2 separate regions of the Homo sapiens genome follow, and region 1 is linked to region 2. A link is an interaction called in ENCODE POLR2A ChIA-PET data of the cell type or tissue named here. Cell type or tissue: Panc1. All regions are shown on one strand. Each heading gives the region's core, and the rest is flanking DNA. Links, peaks and the distances in the headings are about the cores only. Region 1 overlaps ASIC2 (acid sensing ion channel subunit 2). Region 2 overlaps ASIC2 (acid sensing ion channel subunit 2).

Evidence for each region. ChIA-PET counts read pairs that join two places held together with the same protein. Peaks named below come from ENCODE experiments on the same cell type or tissue, not always from the same donor. Only the 100,000 strongest peaks of a DNase experiment are listed, where the experiment ranks them.
Region 1: POLR2A ChIA-PET joins it to region 2 with 5 read pairs; 3 of 35 experiments call an interaction of 5 or more read pairs at or near these places.

What each region holds. Positions count from the first base shown.
Region 1 is chr17:33,154,691-33,163,022 of GRCh38, reverse strand. The region is part of intron 1 of ASIC2 (acid sensing ion channel subunit 2); the gene reads left to right. Among named protein-coding and RNA genes, the nearest start is that of ASIC2-AS2, 47 kb to the right of the region's middle. In Panc1, for the core only: no CTCF peak of the experiment used is centred there; no DNase peak of the experiment used is centred there.
Region 2 is chr17:33,206,512-33,214,843 of GRCh38, reverse strand. All of the region lies in intron 1 of ASIC2 (acid sensing ion channel subunit 2), which reads left to right. Among named protein-coding and RNA genes, the nearest start is that of ASIC2, 83 kb to the left of the region's middle. In Panc1, for the core only: no CTCF peak of the experiment used is centred there; a DNase peak (open chromatin) is centred at 4,960.

The sequences.
Region 1 (8,332 bases), core at 12-8,011, 52 kb after region 2:
TAGCCCAAGAACAGGCCAGTAGACTCTCAGTCAGAGTTCAGTGCAGGAAAGAGAAACAGCCATGATCACTTTAGGTATAAAAGGGATTCATAAAAGGAAATTGAATGCTTACAAAATTGCCAGAAAAGACGAAGGAGTGTGCTTCAGGTTGTGTCTTCAGATGAACCACAGAGTGACCTACAGAAGCTGCCCTCCAGGGGAGCTGCTACCAGGAAGGAAGAGAAACAGGAGCCACGGCCCCCTACCTACTCCACTCACCTTTAGACACCCACAAAAATAGCAATTAATTTGTGAAATGCATTCCCAGTCACTGGAATTGACATTCAATAGTGAGCCAAGTCCGAGTGTGAGACAGTTTACCCAATAACTAGAGCTGGAGCATCAGGTCTGAGCTGGCCCTGAGGAGAAGTGGCTGGAGGAGGGCAGACACATTCCAGAGTGGGGATCAGGGCTCAGCCTACAGCTGGGAGTGGGGTGAAGCCAGGGATTCAGTTGTAGACAGGAGGGGGCTGTGAGGAGCATGAACCCAGGCAAGCCATTTCAACAGCTGACTTCCAGACAACATCCATATTTGTTGCTTGTTTAGGAATTTTGCCCTGTCTGATATCACTTGAAAGAAATGGGCCACCTTTCTGGGGTGGGGCAGATGTTCCGTGCGAGGAGATTTATGTGGCGATGCTTTTTGGCCCAAAACGCTGAAACAAGTGTCATCTGAGCATCCCTTATTCACCTTCACAGGGTGGCCGCAGGATTTGCTTCTCAGTTGTGCCTAATCAGGAGCTCATTGTATCTGTATCCCCAGGAGTTACAGCCTCCAAGGGGCAGGCATGGGGTGGAGGCTCATATTAACCAAGCTCTCACAAAAGACTGGAGGATAAATAGAATGCCCAGTGATTAGCTTTCCTTGGAAGAGATGACTGCTAGGCAACATGAAAGAGTCACGTCAGGTGGTCAGCACCTTCTTCTTTCAGCAAGATGTCCTTAGAAAGCCAGCCTAAGACCAGATGGTTGCTTGATGGAAGCTGAAGGGATCTTGGTTATGAGAACGGCTAGTGTCTTTACCTTATGCTGATCTCAGGTCCCTGTCTCTCCCCTGGTGAAGCAGTGTGGTGTACTTAAAAGCACAGTTTTGAAGCAAAAAAAAAAAAAAAAAAAAAAAAAAAAACCTAGGAATTCTGGCTTTATTACTTATTCACTGAGAAAGTCCCTCATGCTCCCTGATCCTGTGTGCAGAATGAAACCATTATACCACCTCCTGGGATCCTAGTGAGGTTTGCATAAAATGCCGTGGGGAAAGACCCCAGCCATCAGATGGTAAAAGATATTTGTTGAACACATACTATGTGCCAGGCACTGTTCTAGACTTCAAGTATATTTTTGTGAACAAAGCTGAAAGAATCCCAGCCCTCAAAGAGCTTACATTATATTGGTGGGAAGCAGAAAATAAGCAAGGAAATAAATAAAATATTTGAGAATGGATAAGTGCATTAAAGAAGATAAAATACAGTGATGTGGAAGAGTGTGATGGTGGGACAAGGTGGAGATATGGCTTTAACTAGGGTTGGAGAAGGCCTTTCAGAGAAGACAAACTTTGAGCTAAAGCTTGAATAGTATTAAGCAGACATGCATGCAAAGGGCAGGGAGAAGAAGCAGGAAGAGCAGCACGTGCAAAGGCTCTGTAGTGGGAACAAATTAGGTTTGAGAGGAAAAGAAGGTTAGTGTGGCTGGAGCATATAAAGGAAGACAAGATCCTTAGCACACTGCCTGGCATACAGTAGGTGCTCTATAAACCTTAGTCCTCTTACTCACTCCAGCAGGAAAGACTAAGGTATGCATGTTAGCCATCTCCCCCACCCTTTCTCAGCACAGGAGACAGCCAATTCCTGATTCTTTCACCCTGGAGCAGGCCTTTATCTTCTATTATAACAATAGATGCTGCTACTTCTCTAATGGTGATTGTATTCTAAGCTTGTGTTGAGATTTAGGAAACCCCTTCAATGCTGCAACAGCCCAGCTCCAAGCTGTTTCAGGTCTCTGCTGCTGATGGCTTAATCTCACCTCCTTTATGTTGAATTTACTAGCTTCAGTTTCAAAGGAAGGTGTTTTCTGTCTTTGCCCCAGTTGTCCACCCTAAGCACACTTGCTGAACAACTCAGAGGTGCAAGAGCTGAGGTGGAGGACCAGGGCATGAATTGTCCCAGGGCCTCTCCCCCCGCCATGAACAGCACTCCACAGGCCACAGAGAAGCTTGCAGTCTGTTTGGAACCTGTCAGTGCCTCCCCATCCAAACCCCATCCCAGCCATCTTCCCATCAACCAGGCAGGTGGAACCTATCAGAGGGGCATTCCTGCTCTGTCCCACCTCTCTCAGATGTGTTTTAAAGAAATAGCAGTCTCTGCTGCCAAGCCACTTGCAATGGAATGGGAGAGAGGCTCTGCCCATGCAGAACAAAGACAGAATGATCTCCAAGTAGCCTAGAAATGTGTAAAAAGCTGCTTTGGACTGCCCCACTACACAGTGGAGCACCAATGAAGAGGAAGAGACTGTCAAGGCAGAACGTAAGCACAGAGACACTGAGGTTAGCCCTGAAGGTGGTGTTGGGAATAGAAGGACTCTGCCTGTATGCCCACAAGTCTTGAGTTCAGAGTTTCTACAACTCTGAGACTCCATTTTCTTATCTATTAAATGGGCATAATAATGCCCTGAGAGGTTCCAGGTGGGAGTGGGACATCAGCTCTGGAACCTAAAAATATTAACAATAATCATTATTCACTGAGCATTTTCTTTTCTTTTCTTTTCTTTTCTTTTTTTTTTTTAACAGGGTCTCTCTCTGTCACCCAGGCTGGAGAGCAGTGGTGCGATCTTGGCTCACTGCAGCCTCCACCTCCTAGGCTCAAGCAATCCTCCCACCTTAGCCTCCCAACTGGCTGGGATTACAGGTGTGCACCACCATGCCTGGCTAATTTGTTTATTTTTTGCAGAGACGAAGTTTCGCCATGTTGCCCAGGCTGGTCTCAAACTTCTGAGCTCACGCGATCCTCCCACCTTAGTCTCCCAAAGTGCTGGGATTACAGGCATGAGTCACTGCACCCAGCCTTTCACTGAGCATTTTCTATGTGCCAGGCATTGTGCATGCTATGTGAACTGTCTTACCAAATTTTCCCAGATATAGGAGGTCGGTGCTATCATTATCCTCATTTTATAGCTGGGGAAATTGAGGCACAAGAAGATTAAGTAACTCATCCAAGTCACACAGTTCAATATAGTAGTCTGACTATAGAGCCACAACTCTTATGCACTACATAAATCTACTTCAAACCAGCCCCATATTGGAAGATCCAGGAGGAAACTCTAACCCAAGAGTGGGCAATTTCAAGGCACTTTCGTTAGGACCCAAAGTCCTCCATTGAGAAAGGGAACTGGCCTAGGCAGGTCATGTGGCGTGGAAGAAGCCCAGGCCAGGTAACTAGGAGGACTAGATTTTAGCGACCGTGTATGAACTCTGATCCTTTACTTCTCGGAGCCTCAGTTTTCCCATCAATAAAACGGGAGGGAGAGGGGAGACTGATCTAGAACAGTGTCTCCCATCCTCTTTGACCACAGCCCGCTTCACCAGAGTAAAATCACTCACAGCCTCCTGCTCATCTGTCCCAGTATTTTAGCAAAAAAAAGAACTCAGAGATAACATGAAAGTGTTACAGGCAGACGATTTTGGGGAAAGACTAGAGAAAGATTTGCCTTAGGAAGGGAGATAGATGATGCATCGTTGAAGTGCAATGCATACATGCCTTAAAACCCAGCCATTGAAAAATCATAAGCCCAAATTACTGTTGTTAAGCAAACAACCCACAACAAACTAAATGGGTAATGATGAAACTAAACTAATGGTAATTTATCATTACAAAGCAAGAAAGGTGGCAGCTGGAAAGCAGCAGCAACTCAAGACAACACTGCCAATGCTCTCGCTGGTAACCACGCACATCCCCAGTCACTAACTCAAACTCTCAGCTGGGCTCAGGTGTGGTGGGGGTGTGGCAGTACCGCCCAATTGCTTGGCATGCAGACTTTTGTGCTAGAATGCCAAATTAAAGTCTTCAGTAAACTCCAGCAACACATGAATTCCATTTGTGAGTATCGATGTTTAGTAAATTTCTACACCTCACTTAATTACAAGAGTTGACCTTTATTGAATGCTAACGCATGCCTGTCCCTATATTAAGCTCTCTGCAGGCATCTGGAATCTTCATGATGCCATAAATAGGTATAAGGATTGTCTTCATTTTACAAAGGTGGAACAGAGAGACTGAACGGCTTGCCCGAAGTCACTCATGGGTGACAAGTAGTAATATCGGGTTTTGAACTCAGACAGTTTGGCTCCACAGCCTGCGTTTTATAGGTTGCTGAGAAGTAGGCTTGGTAACAGGTAAAAATTATTTGGCCATGCCAATCACTCTCCTAAAAGGACAGAGGATTTGCATTATTGGATTAGTTCAGAGCCCACCTGGAGATCTTTGGCATTCACAGCGATCCACAGACCAGGGCCCAGCAGTTAATACTCCAGGGACCTCCTGAGCCATCCCTTCATTCACCCCCTAGACCAGTAGGGGAAATCCAGCAGCCCACTGGGAACACCTCTCCCCAACCTTGTCTCCCAAGTTTTTTCACTAGCCGCTGCTCAGAAGTCATCTCACCTTTCCCTTGAGGGGGTGGCAGGATTCACTCATTCATTCATTCATTCATTCATTCAAGTATTGCTGAGCACCTCCTATGCGCTAGGCATTGTACAAGGCACCTGGGATGGAGCAGTGAGCCAAAGAGATGAAGATCTAATCACAGAAGACAGACAATAAACAAATCAGTAGGGTTATACTGGTAGGATACCAGATGGTGATGAGCACTACGGAGAAAAAATAAAACAGGAGAGGAGGACAGGGTGTGCTGGTGGGTTCATTTCCATTTTAAACAGGTGACATTAGAGTCACCCTGAAAACCACGAGGATGGGAGAGCAGAAAGCCATGTCAATGCTGGGGGAGGAACATTCCAGGAGGAGGGAACAGCAAGGGCAGAAGCCTGTACTTGGAGAGCTTTCAGGAAAGCAGTGTGAGCCCCTGGGGAGAAGTGGTAGGTGATGAGCTCAGAGAGTCTACCTTTTGCAGGGCAGTACAGGCCATGGTGAGGATGTGGCTTTGACTTAGAGTGGGATGGAAGCCATGGGAGGGCAGTGTCGGGGAAACGTTATTAGCACTCCAGCTGCTGTGCTGCAAGTACACAACATGGGTAAGTGCAGAGGTGGTGAGACCCACCATTATTTCAGGTGAGATATGGAGGTGCTCAGACCAAGGTGGGAGCAGGGAGGTGGCAACCTGCTTGCATTCTTGATATGTCATAAAGACAGATTCAGTGGGATTTCCCAATGGGTTAGATGTGGGGTGTGAGGGAAAGAGAGGAGTCAAAGGTGACTCCAGGATGTCTGACCCAAGAAACTATAAGGATGTAGTTTACTTATAATAAGCTATTTACTGATGTAAGGAAGGCCACATGTACAGGAGGCAGATGAAGAGTTTTGGAATTGGACAGACTGGGCTTGGCTTGTGGCTCTAGTACTTAAAGGATACATAGTTACTTAACCTCAAAGAGCCTCGGTTTATTCATCTGTAAAATGGGCATCACGGTGCCTATCCTACAGGGTTGTGATGAGATCAAAGAGATAAGAGATGTAAGGCTGGCCTGAAATAAAACTTAGCATCATTTCCTTTATGACATCATTCTTGGCCTTCATTTTGTCAGAAGCCCTGATTGGTTGGTTTCCCTGGGGGTGTCTAGAGTTGGACAAGCAAGGTAATGAACTCTCATTTCACTGACCAGGGAGAGGGACACTGAGGAGGGGAGTGCTGGGGGTTTTTTTGCCTTGACCACGTGCCATCTCATGAGTTAGTTGCAGTCCCTGAGTCCCCATCCTGACCTCTTGGATCTCAGCCTCAGTAACCTGCCTGGGACCCCCGCTGCTCCCAGAACCACTATAGCCAGGCTATATTTCCCAAGGCAAGGGAAGGAAAGGGTTGAACCAGCATTGTCTGAGCATGTCAAGAGGCTCAGGCAGTGGTTCCCAGCCCTGACTACCTAACAGAATCACCCAGACAGCTTTTTAAAATCATGATATCCAATATTCCCTTCCTCCCGTCTCCCCAGTCTGATTTAATCAGTTCTGGCTGCAGCCTAACCCAAGCACTGATTTGTTTGTTTGTTTGTTTGTTTTTGTTTTTTTTGAAATGGAGTCTCGCTCTGTCGCCCAGGCTGGAGTGCAGTGTCACAATCTCGGCTCACTGCAACCTCCGCCTCCTGGATTCAAGCAATTCTCCTGCCTCAGCCTCCTGAGTAGCTGGGATTACAGGCCCATGCCACCACACCTGGCTAATTTTTGTATTTTTATTAGAGACAGAGTTTCAACATGTTGGTCAGGCTGGTCTCAAACTCCTGACCTCGTGATCCACCCACTTCAGCCTCCCAAAGTGCTGGGATTACAGGTGTGAGCCACCACACCGAGCCAGCATTTACTGATGATTATTTTTAAAAGCTGATCATTTTTAAAAGCTCCCTAAGCCAGGCATGGTGACTCATGCCTAATCCTAGCACTTTGGGAGGCCAAGGTGGGTGGATTACAGGGTCAGGAGTTCAAGACCAGCCTGGCCAAAATGGAGAAACCCTGTCTCTACTAAAAATACAAAAATTAGCCAGGTGCAGTGGCAGGTGCCTGTAATCCCAGCTACTAGGGAGGCTGAGGCAGGAGAATCACTTTAACTGGCAGGGCGGAGGTTGCAGTGAGCCAAGATCATGCCACTGCACTCCAGCCTGGGCAACGGAGTGAGACTCGGTTAAAAAAAAAAAAACAAGCTCCCTAGGTGATTTTGATGTGTATCTAAGTTTGAGAAATTCAGAACCAAGTTATGATTTTGTCCATCTGACAGATTTTAAAAGCTGTGTGAGGCCCAGAGAGGTTAAATGATTTCTCCAGTCTCTCAGCTGCTAAGTGGTAGAGCCAGAATTCAAACCATGGTAGGTCTGACCTCAAAGCCTGTAATCCTTCCACCACATTAAATTGGGGCCTTAAGTAAAAAGTGCTTACAATGCACTCAAGTAGTACTCTGCGGCTCATTAACTCCTTTACAGAAAGGCTGTGGAGGACCGGGTGCAGTGGCTCACACCTGTAACTAGCACTTTGAGATCACTGGAAGTCAGGAGTTGGAGACCAGCCTGGCCAACACAGTGAAACCCCATCTCTACTAAAAATACAAAAATTAGCTGGGTGTGGTAGCAGGCGCCTGTAATCCCAGCTACTCGAGAGGCTGAGGCAGGAGAATTGCTTGAACCCGGGAGGCTGAGGTTGCAGTGATCCGAGATCCTGCCAGTGCACTCCAGCCTGGCGACAGAGCTAGACATCGTCTCAAAAAAAAAAAAAAGAAAGAAAGAAAGAAGAGAAAAAAGAAAAAAAAAAAGTAAGGCTTGTGGAGGCAGAAATGGCCAAAGAAGCCTCAATCATCAATGTTAGGATGTTCCTGGTAAATGACAGCATACATCTAAAGGGGTTCAGAAGTCAGAAGTATCTAAAGCTATTCAGAAGTTAGAAGAGGAAATGGATTCCCTGCACAGATGCTCAGTTTCCAGATGGATGCGCAGACACCTGTGGAGCAAATCCAAGAGTCCTGGCATCAGGAACCCTTGCTGCCAGCCCACAGTGCGCCCACCCGGCGCTTGAATCAGATAAGCGAGATAAGGATTCGTTCAGGAACAGCCGTGGTCAGCCAGCATTTATTGAGCACCCAGCCAATGCCAGGTGTGGGGTTGGGCGCTGGGCTCCTCGATGCGTTACAGGCTCCTTACAGCAAACCCACGCAGGCACAGGCCCTGTGGCTCTCTATGTTGATTGGAAGTCTTGGGACTCCAGCTGGAGCTGCTGCTCTCACAGGTGCTGCTTGGAGAAAAGACGCTGCCGCCGCCGCCAACAACTCAGCACCGCGGCGCAGGTGAAAGACAGCCCAGAGACTGGAAGCTTGGCCTTCAGTGTCCCTCAGCGCAATTAGAAATGCAAATACACCACACAATAATTACAAACAAGTTTCAACTCCTCTTCCAGCCTCACAAACCACCTGTTAGGAAATTAAAAAGGATTTATTTTTTAATTAATGTGACAGTAATTAGCAGAAAGTTCAGAAGCTTAAAACTAGGCCTGCATGGGAAGGTAGGCATTGAATAAAAAGTGCGATTTTATTTTGCAAAAAGCTCCAAGCATGTTTGGGATTCAGCAACTGCTCTTCTCTGCCTCCTTAGTTACCT
Region 2 (8,332 bases), core at 94-8,093:
AGGTGGCTACTTTCACCCACCTAGCACAGCAGCTGGCATGCAGCAGACATGCAATTTTAGTTTCCTTCTTCTTGAGCTCTGTGGTTTCTGTCATTCCCTCCAGGTGACCCCTTAGGTCCCTGTGACTCTGGGATCAACAGCATCGGCATCACCTGGGAACTTATAAAGGCAGAGTTTCAGGCCACCCCAGACCTATCACATCAGAATCTGCATTTCAACAAGATCTCCAAGTAGCTCATATGTACAGTAAAGTTTGAGGCACTCTGATTTAGGCTTTGAGATTGAAGATGATGGTATGCTTCCCAGACACAATAACCAGCACCAATTGAAGGATAAAGGGATAGATTTAGGAGCCTGGTGCCAGGGAGCTCTAATATACCACCTCATCCACACATACACAATGTCTGCCAGCTCCAGAGGACAGAGAGGATGAGCAGATTCACCTATTCCCTTAGAAGTCAGCCCAGGAGGCTGCAGCCACTGAGAAGTCAGCCTTCAGGCCATCAGCCCAGTGTTGTATTATGTGTCTGAAAAAGAGGAGCATCTTGGGGAGGAGACAGCCAAGGGTACAAGTAAGAGGGTGTAGTCTTGGTGGGATGTAGCACCTGACCCCATATCATGCTGACATTCTAATTTATTGCTGGGTTCCCAGAGCTGCTGGCAGAGGCCTCAGATGGGAGCCAGGGATGTTTCTGAGCTTGGATAGCAGGCTTTTTGCCATTTAGGTCCCAGTCATTGTGCATGCCATGCTACCCTGGGCACGAGAGATGGACAAGAACTTAACCCCACACTTGGCAGAACAACCAGGTGGGCTCAGGGAAGTGTGCACATTATACCATCAAGGATCGCCTGCCACATAGGCTCAGCCCCCCTCAGAAAGAATAACAGCAGCACACTCACCTCTGGGTGTCATATCTCTGGGTTATTGATCATATCTTGTTATTCTCTCAACTTGTGAGAATGCCCAGAGGGGCCAGGGAGAGAATCAGTATTCCAGGGCTTGGACCACCTACCTATCCTGTCTCATTAAACCTTGCGTCAACCTTCTGATGAGCAACCCCATTTTCCAGAGACACAAACTAAGAATCGGTGAGATTGGCAGCTGGAACATCCAGCCTGGGTGGAAAGAAGGGGAAAGGGGGAAAGAAGGGGAGCTCACCAGCTCCACAGAGCTATTATCACTCACCCAGTTGGCAGATCAGAAAGCTAAAGTTGAAACATTTAAGACACTTAGAGACCGCAGGACGATGGTAACAGGACCTGAACTAGGGACTAAGCTATCAGGAACCTAGGTCATGGTCTTTCAGTTAAGCCATGCTACAGCCACTGAGCTTCACTCCCAGGCCTTGTCTCATCATTGTTGCAAGGCCCAGCTTCCAATGGCTAAAAGAACAGGCCCATGAAAACTCTGAGAGTTCTGGCCACTAACACACCCACTGCTGAACCCATCATCATTTCCTTCTCTTCCCTGAAATTGCCAGCCCCTCTTGTTCCTGCAAGCTCATCTTCAGAGCCTTCAGATCTACGAACCACCAGGGCTTGTTTCTGGTCTTTCCAAGCAAGGTTTTTTTTCCACCTTCAGTTCTTAGGACCAGTCTATGCCCACCTCCTGGCCCTGGCAGCCAGAGAAATCTTCCCATATTAATGTGCATTGGAGCTTCCCCCTGTGGGATTGTTATCCAGCCTGCAGCTTTGAGAGGCCAACACAAGGAGCCTCAAGACCTGCTTTCATAAAAGCTGAATGAAAATAATCTGCACAGAGTGTGTTTTGGATGCTCTTTTAATGGGCTCAATATTCTACCCAAACTGTGTTTATACGATTAGTTTGCTTAGCACATAGATATAAAAATCTGGGGGCGGGATCTGAGAAGTCACGACACTTGCAGAGAAATAAAGTGTTTTATCCAAGATCACAGAGAAAGTGGCTGGCAGAGCTGAGACAGAACTCCAGTGCTTGAGCCTGTGCTGGCCTCTATCACTCAGTTACCTCCTTTTCTTCCATCAGGGGGCAAAGGAATGCTTGTCCTAATTATAGAATGCATTGGTTCAAATTGAAGTCAATGTGGCTAGGAGGAGTAGGATAAGGGAAAGGGGAGGGAGCAGAGGCCCCTGCTCAGACCTCCTGTGCTTAGAGAGAGCCAAGGACACCTGCAGGCCAGCCCATTCCTTTCTTGCCCTTGACACATGCTTCTCATACCCCATTCCTTTCTCATATTGATGTCTTGATTCATTTCTCTTCCTCTTGCTTTGGAAAGTGTGTGTTTCCTATTGCTGCTGTCACGAGTTTAGTGGCTTAAAACAACAGAAACTTATTCTCTTACAGTTCTGGAGGTCAGAAGTCTGAAAGGAGTCTTGCAGGGCTCAAATCAAGGTGTGAGCAGGGCTGGCCCCTTCTGAAGGCTCCCTGGAAGAATTCATTCCTTCCTCTTCCGGCTTCTAGGGGCCGCCACATTCCTTGGATTGTAGCCACATCACTCCAATCTTTGCTTCCATCGTAGGTGCCATCTCCTCTTCTGTGGTCACATGTCCTTCTGCCTCCCTCTTACAAGGACCCTCAGGACTACATTGAGATCACCCAGATAATCCAGGATAATCTTCTTATCTCAAGGAGCTTACCTTAATCACATTTCCCAGGTTCCTTTTGCCTTATAAGGTAATATTCACGATTTCAGGGATTAGGACGTGGATATCTGTGCAGACAGTTATCCAGCCTACCACTCATAGTAACAAAATGTAATTCAAAGATTGGGAGCCTTAGAGACAGACAGGGAGTCCCATCCTAGCTCTGGCGCTTGCTACCTGTGTAACTTTGGGCAAAGTTCTGCCCTTCCTGAGACTCCTGTTTCCTCTTCTGTAAAATGGAAGTCACCCTTCCTGGGCCATAGTGAGGATCGATAGGATCCACACCAGGCACCCAGCATGGAGCTGGTGTACTGTAGGTGTTTAATGTAGGCAGCCAGGCACTAGGGGGATCCTGGAACCCGTCTTCACTGGGAAGGAGGGTATGGTGGTCTAGCACAGCCTCATTGATTTTAAGGATTCAGCAAATACTTTCGGGATGCAAGAGCCAATTGTGCAAACAGATCAGGACTCCATTATCCTGGAAATTAAGTTAGCACCAGGTCCATCTGGATTAGCTGGTAATGGAGGAGGCAAACTGCTGATCTGTGGTGAGAGAATTCTGAATAAGTGAGTCTGAGATAATGCAATATTGGGAATAGATGAACGGGGCTGCCTGCTCTGCCTGTTTCCCTGCTGAGAATCCCCAGCAGGTCAGATCTTCACTTTGATTTTTTTTTTTTTTTTTCATTTAAAGAGATGTTTACTTTATCCTATCTTTATTCAGATAAGGCATTTTTACTTTCCTCAGATCCCTGGGGTCACCTTGGTGGTGATGTCCCCCAATACCTAGCGTGCGCTGGTTAATGTTTAACGACCAGCTTTCAGGGAGGGGAGGAGTCCTGAGTGCCCATTTCCGTGATGTAAATGCCCCCTCCATGGCTGACTTGAAGCCATCAACATGATATCACCAAACACCAATTTGGGAAAGGTGAGCACAGCTCACCTGAGCTTATGCAAGCTGGGTCCAATACACAGCTGCATCACCTTCAGCCTCATCCCTCTACTAACTACTCTCTCCACAAACCCCTTGGTCCGTGGAAGGGCCACACACTTCTGCGCTGTCACACATGCTATCCGTCACCCCTGGAACTGTCCCCATTTTCCACTACTGAAAATCCTCTTTGTTCTTCAAGCCTGGACTCATTAAGTCCACCACATGAATTAATCCCCTCTTTCTCTGTACCTGACAGGGCATTGCTTATACCTTTATTTGGCATTTCTTTCATCCTGCCTTGCTATAGACAGCTAAGTCATCAAATGTCTGTCTTCCTGGTCAAAGACTGAAAGCCACATACTGGCTCTGGGAAGAGTCTAGCCTGAGTCAAATCCCTCTAAGTAGTAGCTTCATGACTGACTCAAAGCCCACTAGTTTCTCAAGTGGGAAACAAGGGTACCCGCCCACGCCTGTTTTCTTTTGAGGAATTCCTGGGAGGGTATATAGGGAGCATCTAGGCAGGGTCCTGCACACGATGGGTGTGCCCTTTGTTATGAAGGGTGAGGCTTTCCTTTGGAGGGCAGGGCCAAGCCTCCCTCCTCGTTGTCTGCCCCCATATTCCCTGCTAAGTAGAAGGTGCTCACTCAGCCAGGACTTGAAATTAAATCCCTCAGCATGTGCGATGCAAATAGAGATGGTGGGGAATTGCACCCTCAAAGGTCTGCAGCTGGCCTCCAGTCTCACCCATATGGGCTGAGCTTTCACAGTCTCAGGCATTCTAGCTCAGCCTGGCAGCCTGGGTTGGGGGGTGGAGGGGATGAGAGTGCAGATGGAGAGTTTTCATGCTGGTTTAATCTTGCAGACATCATAGATAACTTGCAAATGTCAGATGTGATGCACACAATTTAGAAGGCAGGAAGGAATCTGGAGATATTAAGATATTTACTGGACCACATGAGGAAGTAGGCTCAGCTCAGAGGCGGCTCATATTTTCATTAGCTGAAGCTGAGTGAACTTGAGCAGCTTAAAGTCTTCATAGAAGCTTCCCATTTTCTTATTCTGGATTTGAGTACAGTTGTTTCATTATGCAGAGTAATGTTGCCTAATGGGTACTGGCTCCACTGGTGTCTGTGAGGTGGAGAAACATGGGCGACGTGGGGAAAGTGGCCACTCAGAAACTTTCTTTGTTAATTGGATCCCAGAGACTGTAAATGACCCCCAGTGGGTGGGGGCATTTGCTGCTTACACTCCTGCACTCTGTCTCTTTTCCCTCTTCCACTTCGGGGTTAAAGTTAGAGGTTTCTGGATTCTGTGCTCAAGACCAAAACAGACCAAGTCAGGAGTTGTTCCCTATTTGGACATAGTTTATGGGAAGCCAGGTGAATAATTACACCAGAGCTGTGACTGGTCAGTTAGGTCAGCAGATGACGTGATGTTGGAAAACAGAGGAAGTGAGCAGCTGGTGAGGTCAGGGGATTCAGGAAACTCAGTCTAAGGACACTGGCTATGTTCATGCATTCATTTATTCATTCACTATTCACTCATGTATTCATGCTGTTGCCCAACCAATATTTATGGGGCACTTAACTTGGGTCAGGCACTAAGGATATGATCATAAGCAAAACAAACATGGCACCTGCCTTCCTATAGCTCAAGGCAGTGGTTCTTAAGCGGTGGCAGTTTTGGCCCCCACGGGACAATTGGCAGTGCCTGGAGACATTTTTGCTTGTCATAAGTAGGGGAAGCTACTGGCATCTGGTGGATAGAGGTCAAGGATGCTGCTAAATATCCTAAAATGCACAGGACTGTCCCCTGTCACAAAGAGTTATCTGGCTATAAATGTCAATAGTGCTGAGACTGAAAAACCATGGTCTAGAGGCTTTAAGGTGGGACATTCCTTTTTATGCAACATGGGTTTTTTTTTCCCCCACAAGGACAAATTATTTGTATGGCTGACCTATAGACTTGCTCATAAGTTGACAAAAAACAAAACTGGAACAACTTATAAATAAAGTTTTAAATATCCCAGCAACCAGAATAATAGCCTCTATCTCTGTGACATGGCAGAAGACTGGGAGAAAGAGTCAGAAAGTCTTAGCTCAGGGTTAGTGAGTAAACCCTAACGGATGTCATGTAGGATGGTAGTTAACAGCATGGGCTTCCTGGGCTTCGAGGCTTGAGTTCTGGCTCTTCTACCTCTAAGAGTGATCTTGGGCCATTCACATAACCTGCCACCAACTCATAAAGACAAGCAGCTGATCCAAATAAATACACACCAGAGCATTAGAAGGCAGCCAAATGCACTGGCCCTGGAAACATATATAGAGAAGGCCGGGAAATGAGACAGGAAAGGAAGGCAACCAAAAACAAGTACACTATGAATCAAGTCGGCACCATGGACAATTGGAACTCCTCCACACCTCTGCCCATCACTGTCATCTCCTTAGCTTATCCTTCATTTTTTCCATTCAACAGATATTTACTGAGCATCTGCTATGTGCCAGGCCCTGTTCTGAGGGCTGAGACTACATCAGTCAACAAGACTGATCATGTCTTTCATAGATCCTGCATTTTACATAGAGAACAAGTTAATAATAATAATAAATATAATAATAATAATAAGCAAATATTCTGCAAATACAAATTTTATGATAAAAATAGAATAAGGTGATTAGATAGGGAGTGACTGACTTTGTTGGTCAGCAAACCAACCTCTAAGGAGGTCACTTTGAAGCTGAAACCTAAAGGAAAAAGAAAAAGTAAGCCAAGCAAAGCTCTGAGGGAAAGAGCATTCCAGGCAAAGTGCCAGCAAGAATGAAGGTGTCCCAAGGGAGGGAAGTGCTCCAGGTGTTCAGGGAGCAGAAGATGTAGGACTGCGGCACCGAGTCTGGGATGGGTTGGGGAGGGTGGCAAGCCCTGAGTAAGGAGCTTGCATTCTGTTCTAAAAGAACTAGATGGCCAGGGGAGGGGATTTAAGCATTGTAGATTGATTACCCCACCTGGAATCATGTTCTTGACTTTAACCTTCAGTAACAGATTTGTAGTATTTTTCCTCTGCATCTTCACACCAACACCAGCAGGTAAGATGCACCTTCCCAAACCCACCTCAGTCCCCATGAAACAAACACATCAAGGTTATAACCAACACCCTTCCCTTTACCTCCCCCAGTCAGGGGGTCAGGGGATAGGACACAGCCTCTCACTTCTCCATTCACTCATCCACTCACCCCATAAGCCATCACTGAAACCAGTCTTAGTCTGGCTCCTCTAGAAGCAGACTCTGAAAAAAGGACAAGTAGTTTATTTGGGAGATGATCCCAAGAAACACAGATAGGGAAACAGGGAAATAAGACAGGTAAGAAAAACAACCAAAACCAGGTACATTATTAATCAAGTTGGCACCATGGGCCATTGGGACTTAATCCCACTGGGATCTCCAGGAGCCAGGGTGGAGCATGCACTTGGAGTTCTCCCACCTGAAGGGTGATGGAGTCTTTGGTGGAGAGCAACTCCTGAGAGGCACCTACTTTCTAGCACTTCTGGCCAACAAGTGCTCTTGGCTCTTGGCTGTCAGAGAGAGCCCTTGGATAAAGAAATGCAGGTGCCGATGGTTGGAAACGGGGCCAGTGTGCACTAAAATGGTTAAGTCCAAGGCGGTATGGGCAGGACACTGAAAGCATCTGCTACAAGCCGCTTTTATTGCTTCATGCCATTCTTGGTGCTAAGAATACATAGATGAAGATGGTCTGGTTTGTTCTCTCCAGGAACCGACAGTCTGTCCCTGTTTCTTTTCTTGTCTACAATACAGGTCTAATAGTAATAAGGCCTACCACGCAGGGATGTTTTGAAGATTTGATGACATGACACATATGAAAACCCTGTGCAAATGAATTGTGGGTATAGACTTTAGATGTTATTATCATCATTCAGCAAGTGACTTTACTTGCCACAGCCTTAGCTTCTTCTATCTGTCAAATGAGAATAAGAATATTTGTTCTGCTTACTTCAGACAGCCATCAATGCTTTAAATGAAACAAAGAATGAGAAAGCGCTAGGATAAAGCGCCGTTCACCACTTCCGTCCGTCCTCTTCGCACTAAATGAATCGCTTAAGGACGGGGATATTGTGGGATTCTCCTTTATAAGCCCTTCTCCTCAGACTGAGTAGGGTGCCTGGCATATAGTTAATGCTCAGTAAATCCTGGTTGCATTTAATCAAAACCCACATCCATTGTCATTGTGAAATGGTCAGGGCGGGAATTATTAAACACAATTGACAGATGAGGAAACAAAGCCTCAGAAAAAGGGCAGGGGAGTGATGCTGCTAGAAAGGGACAGAGCCAGAAGGAGGATCCTATGGCTCCCCATCCCGTGAGCTCTCCACTACCACCTTGGAATGACCATTGTGGGGACACTCAAAAATCGAACAAAAATATTGATGTTTCCTAGGGGCAAACCAGCCTGCTGATCTTCTGGCAATTCTGATCTCCAGTAACTCATCCAGGATCAGTTTAAAAACAGCTTCTCCAATCTAGAGGTGTCTGGGTAACCCTGGAACTTCACCCTGTAGCCACTTTATTTGTATCCCCTCAGAGCCTCCCTTCCCCAATCAGAGACCAGGGCCATGGAAGGATACTCTGCCTTGGTTTGGACACACAGCTGAGTGCTTGTCTGGGGATAGAAAGCGGAAGACAGCCCCATCCAAGCAGAGTCACGGGACACCACCAACCACATCTGAGAGGCCTATACTCATAATTCATCAGTAAGAAATCCCTTC